Linked DNA regions of Homo sapiens: region 1 is linked to region 2. The links are chromatin contacts, found by Hi-C in ENCODE. All regions are on one chromosome and are shown on one strand. Each heading gives the region's core, a stretch centred on a gene start or an enhancer-like site at or near the end of the contact. The rest is flanking DNA. Distances are from core to core; before and after follow the strand shown. Region 1 overlaps ALK (ALK receptor tyrosine kinase). Region 2 overlaps ALK (ALK receptor tyrosine kinase).

Region 1 (2,700 bases), core at 152-2,651, 410 kb after region 2:
TCTTCCTTATTTTCCAAACTGTAGAGGAGGAAACGTCTCCTTTTCCGGCAGCACTTGCTTAGGAACTGTCATGGCTGAGTATTATATTTTATCCCACTGGTTCTAACCAGCTGATGATCAATAAATTTCAAGTGAGTGCGGGACACCAGACCCTTCCTGTACCTAACTGAAGACTCTTTGCTGACCAATGAAGATAACTTGTTTACCCATGCTCACACAAACCTATGCATTCATTCATTCTCTTTAGTTCAAAGAACCGATTTTCAACTCCAAATAACCAGAACCACATTGTAGCCCTCTTCGTAAGACTTTAAAAACTCTGACTTTTCTTACTTGGAAAACCATACAGTGAATTTCTCCTTGCCCGACATGTAAGTAAGCTTGTCATAAAAAACAACTCTGTGGGATCTTTATTTTATTATTTGACAGTTGTTAAAAGTTGAAGAACTTGGGAATTTTCTGCATCTAAACTCTCTCTCAAAGTGATCTTACCCAGTTTCATGGCTCTAAATATCATCCACATACTACTGTTACCAAATTTGTGTCTTCAGCCCAATCTCTCCCCTGAACAACAGAATACACAGAATATACATCCAACTGCCTGCTCAAAATCTCCACTTTATTGCCCAATAAGCATCTGAAACTTACCATGAGCAAGCCAAAAACCTAACCTCCCTTCCCCTAAACCCCAGGTATTCCCCATTTCAGAAAGTGTTACCAATACTCGCCTGGTTGCTTGGGCCAAAAACCAATGAGGAATCCTTAACTTCTTCCTTTTATTCACACCCCACATCAATTCATCAGCAAATCTTGATGGCTCTACCTGAATTTTACCCCTTCTCATCTTTTCCCATCTCGCATCTCTCCATTATTGCTATGAGCTCAAAGAGGGCCCCCCTTCAGTCTGTTCTCTATGTGGCAGTTAGATTGACACTGCAGCCCCTGAAATAGCTTTCAAATTTCTTGCCATAGCCTAGCCCCTAAAGGCCCCACAGGATCTGGCTCCTGATTCTGTCTCTAACCTCATTTGCAACCATTTTCCCTCATTGCTGGAGCTCAGTCCCACAGGTCTCCTTGCTCTTCCCCGAACTCACCAAGCACATTCCCACCCCAGGGCCTTTGCACTGGCAGTTCTCTCAGCCGAGGAAGCTCCTCCTACTCAGAGGTACATGGCCACTCCCTCTCTCTGTCCAGGTCCCTGTCCATAGGTCAACTTCCCAGAAAGAATTTCCCTGGTCATCCTGCTGAGAGACAACTCATTGTAAGCCACTCCCATCCCTTTGCCCTATTTCTTACACATATATGTGTTCTGTATATTGGTTTATTCATTGTGTACCTCCTGCACTAGTCACTGCTATGTCTCCATGCCTGGCACACAGCAGGCACTCAATAAATATTTGTCAAATAAATGAAATCAGCGCCCTGGAGGAAGGTGTTATCTCTGGCACTTATTAGCTGTTAACTTCAGGCTAAGCACACACTCTGCCAAACCTCAATTTTCTGAAAACGATGACGAGAATAAGAATAGGGCATATTCTAAAAATTCTCAGGGTTTTGTAAGGGCCACATGAGATAATGTGTGCATGACACAGTCTTTCAGTATCAGTCATATCATTCTTAAAATTGTATGCTCCTATCTCTGTTTTAGAATCCAAAATGAGTGGGAGTCTTGGTCTCTTTTCTATATTTAGATCATCTTGTGTCAATAATTACAACGTCCAGAAATCAAAAGTGCTCCCAGAGAGCTGCTTCGCTATTATTCACTAGTTAATCATTAACTTTGCCAAATGTACATGATCACAACTACCCAAATTGCAGCCGATTGGCACTGTGTATTTCCAATCTTTATTTTTACATGTCTCACTGCATGTCTATTTATTCCTAAGCCAATGAACATAATATAATAAATATATCATACTTGTGTCAGTATAAGTAATGAAGAGCTATGCATGTGTGATGGTTATTTACATGAATGCCCCAGGCTCACTGGCAAGCATGTTTTACAAACCTACATCAATAAAATGTAACAAATGCTCCTATTCTAAATGCTCTTTGGAACAGTTCCTACCTTGCCTGTACACGTTTTACTTATTTCTTTTCCTTCCAACAATAAAACAATCAGTGACAGTCTGCTTGTTTTTTCCCTGTTATTTGAAAACACACTTAATAATGCATTCGTTTACAATGATTTTGTGTCACACAAAGCAAAGCTTAATGTGGCCAAATAAATAGTGGTCTGGATGTCAAATCAGGCACAGCTCTCAGAGAGTACAGGGCAGGCCTGTTTTTGGGACTGGCAGCCCAGGGGAAATGGTTTGGGTATTCACTAGGCTGAGCCTGCACCTGTTCAGCAAAAGAAACCTCAGTAAATTTACATGACTCCTAGAGTTAGCGGTGATGGGCGATGTTGTTAATTTAGTCTGAAAAACAGAGATGTGATTTCAGAGAAAGGAGAGAGTTTGCAGATGCACCATTTGTCCTAAACATATAGCCCTCCCCATACCTTCTCTAGGCCTGGAAAATGAGCGGTTTGAACTCACTGCTCGCTAAGGTCCTCTCTGGTTCATACATATTTGTTTCTCTATGGTTTGCTTTCACATTTTCTTCCAGCTGGCTCATTCAGAAGGGAGCTATTAGTGTCAAGGGCGGAATTTGGATGGAATTAAACAGCTCCCACTCCACCTCACCTTTCTCTAAGCC
Region 2 (2,997 bases), core at 51-2,550:
GACAGGAAGAGCATGAAACTCAGAATCATAAGATCTAGGTTTGGTCTTGTGTTTATTAGCTGTGGGTCTTGAGGTGAATTTCATGATCTGGATGGGGAGCCCGTGATGCATAGGATCTGCTCTGGAAAACGAGTTGAATTCAATAGTTATGCTCATCTTCTTTGGCTCCTGTCGAGAGTTTGGTGGGGGCTGATAAAGGAAGGTCCCCTTCTGCTTTTGTTTTTCCTCGGTCTCATGCCATCTGATACTAAGTTTTCTTACTCTTATCCTCCTTTTCTTGACTTTCCACAGAAGATTTTGTCACTGAGTTTAATAAACTTTAAAAACACAGCAGTCAGAAAAGTTCCTCTCTTTTTCCCATCTTCAGAGTCCTATTTGCCTGCTGCCGAGGTCGGGGGCAAGCTTCAATAAGCCCAATCAACACAGCCTGCCTCTCGGCTTCCCTGCTTCTGCGTCACACTGAGAGGCTGGAGGGAAGGATAAGCCTGTTTCCAGGGATGATCACCAGCACCCTGAAAAGTCTTACAAAATCAATCAGAGAGCAATTTACAGAAAAATTCCCTGCCTTCGGGTGCCTTCCTTTGAGAAGGGCTTCAGGGATGGATGGCCAAGGTCAACTCCAGGGGCCATGGCGTCTTCTCACATCCCTCTGGGCTACATTTGCTGGTTTTAATGACACAAAGGATGGGTCCCCTTTTCTCCAGGCCCATGTAGACGTGGAAGGGGCCCGCTGGTCACCTTCTGCCTAGATCACAGCAGCTCCCCACAGCTAATCCAACCTGATTCCTTTTATTGCTAGAGGTGACGTCAGGGGTGGAAAGGTTCGGCTGTGTCCCAAGATCCCAGAGGGTGTGTGCACGCATGTGTGTATGTGTGTGTGTGTTTGCGTGTACATATGTATGTGTGAGAAGAGGGGAGACGCAACTGCAGCTCTGGCCAGGTAGGAAAACCAGCATTGAGGAACTGACCACCACAAATTGGGGGGATCCCATCTCATTTTTGGATCAAATTGCACTTCTGTAGCTCACACAAGAAAAACTGCTTCCATGCCTTGGAGGGGAAAGAAAATGAGGAAAGTCCACTTTTTCTCCTTGCAGGCCCAGAAGGCCTGAGAACGTGGTTTAAATTATTCTAGTCACAGGCAGGCTATTCAAATAAAATAGAATTTCAAACCACACGGGGCTTGTTGAGACATTCAGGCTGCTGGGGTGTGTGAAAGGCAGGGGGCTGGGGTGGTGTCAGCCGCCACTCTGCCGTGCTCTTTATTACCAGCGGCTGCAATGCCAGACACATCCGCGGGTGTCTCAAAGCCGAGGCGGATTCGAGCAGGTCTGACAGCAAGTGAGCACATGAAAGCCACTGCAAGCCTTCCCTCCCCGGTGGCAACTTTAATTATTTGAACTGGAGCTCAGAAAAATAAAAATAAAAATAACATCAGAATATATTGTAAGTGGCTCCCCAGTTTCCTGCAGAGAAGAGCTTGTGGCGGAGAGGAGGAACACAAAAAGAAAACCAAAACCACAGCGTTCTTTCTTGTTTGTGGCTGGGCGAGGCAGAGGTCTTTAAATATTCATGCCCCGTGTGTAACTGTGCAGAGAGATAGGAGGCAGCCGTGGTAGTCAGCAAGAGCAGGCTGCAGGAGCCTGGAGGGAGGAGGTGGGAGTGGGGCAGGCTTCTGGAATGCCCTGGAAGTTAGATTGGCACAAAGGCACACTGTGGCTATGCCTCCATCATGGGGGGCTCCTGACCTGGTTTCATATGCTCTCCCACCCGCTTCTCTTCTCCCCCGCCTCCATCATTTCTCATCCCTTTTCTGACTCATCTTTCTAAAAGACAAGTGACATCACGCTATTTGGGGCCACAGACAGGAGGAAAACTCTCTGCATGGGCTCAGAATGAATTTCAGTCACAATTGGCAAGCACACCTACGGCCAATAGCTCTGAAGTTTCAGTGCACCTCCAAATCACCAAGGATAGGGTTTAAAAATGCAGAGCCCTGGGCCCCACTCTTCGCGATGTCATTCAGTAGGTCCAGGGTGGGGCATTTGTTACATTTTCCAGGTGAATGTGACTGGTGAAACACAGAACTACTGGTTAACTCACTTTCTAGACTTTGCAGGAAATTCTTGAAGATGACACCAGTTCTTCTCTGGGAATCCACTGATGATTGTGGTGTCTTGAGATAGTGTACGATGACTTTAACTTCCCGGAGACCAGGACTGAGCTGGGTTTGAAGAAGGTCCTTCGTGGTAGGCATCAGCCTCAGGGCTCAGCTGGACCAGTCGCCAGTCCCTGTAGGCCTGATGCTCATCAGAGTCCTGTCCCCAAAACTCTGCCTAGTGTCCATCTTTCTGCACTCGGGCCCCATAGGCAACAGAGGCCCCTGTAGGGTTGGTGGGGTTTGAAAGCCCTGAGTGAACCTCACATAGTCCCCCAGAGAAATGCAATATCCATTTTTTTCTGCCACTGGGGTTTAGCCCGCCCGGGAGGAGGAAATCAACTTCCTGCATTCTGCATTTAGGATTCACATAAAATAAATGGTAGGGCTTACAAATCTAGAAATGCATATTTCTATTTTGGTTATTTATTTTCCTGATAAAAACATTTCTCCCAACATTGGGAATTCAAAGACCCATCAGCATTAGACAAATGGTCTGAAAACCTGAATGTGAAATCATATGAATATATATAAATATAAATAATGTGAGTGTGGAATGGACTTATTCCCTTCCTTTCATTATGCCTGCTGAGCCAAGTTCTGGAAAAGGGCAGGGAATAGCAGAAACAGCCCAGAGCAAATTAGACTGCAGGAAAAATAAAACAGGCCAGTAAAACGAAACACCTGTTTAAGCTATTGATCAACTCAAAGGTTATTAGAGAAATGATGAAGTATTAGAATAATATCATTTGTACCTTGACATTTCTTTTTCTGAAATTTGGCTCATATTAAACCCAGCGAAGAGTAAATTTAAAGACCAAATGCTCTTAAGGATCCTC

What was found. Hi-C counts contacts between places; a loop is a spot of excess contacts on that map. Pooled maps may share reads with other maps.
Region 1: a map of GM12878 shows a loop between it and region 2 (2.1-fold over the local background). The contact joins two enhancer-like sites. A Hi-C loop is called at or near these places in 1 of 168 maps with a recorded cell type or tissue (GM12878), 8 of 37 single-sample maps with no recorded cell type and 5 of 50 pooled maps.

What each region holds. Positions count from the first base shown.
Region 1 is chr2:29,722,155-29,724,854 of GRCh38, forward strand. All of the region lies in intron 1 of ALK (ALK receptor tyrosine kinase), which reads right to left. Among named protein-coding and RNA genes, the nearest start is that of ALK, 200 kb to the right of the region's middle. Within about 2 kb of position 1,402, at least 3 of the 41 ENCODE cell types and tissues checked have a DNase peak (open chromatin) inside an H3K27ac peak, as active enhancers do.
Region 2 is chr2:29,313,616-29,316,612 of GRCh38, forward strand. All of the region lies in intron 8 of ALK (ALK receptor tyrosine kinase), which reads right to left. Among named protein-coding and RNA genes, the nearest start is that of CLIP4, 200 kb to the left of the region's middle. Within about 2 kb of position 1,301, at least 6 of the 41 ENCODE cell types and tissues checked have a DNase peak (open chromatin) inside an H3K27ac peak, as active enhancers do.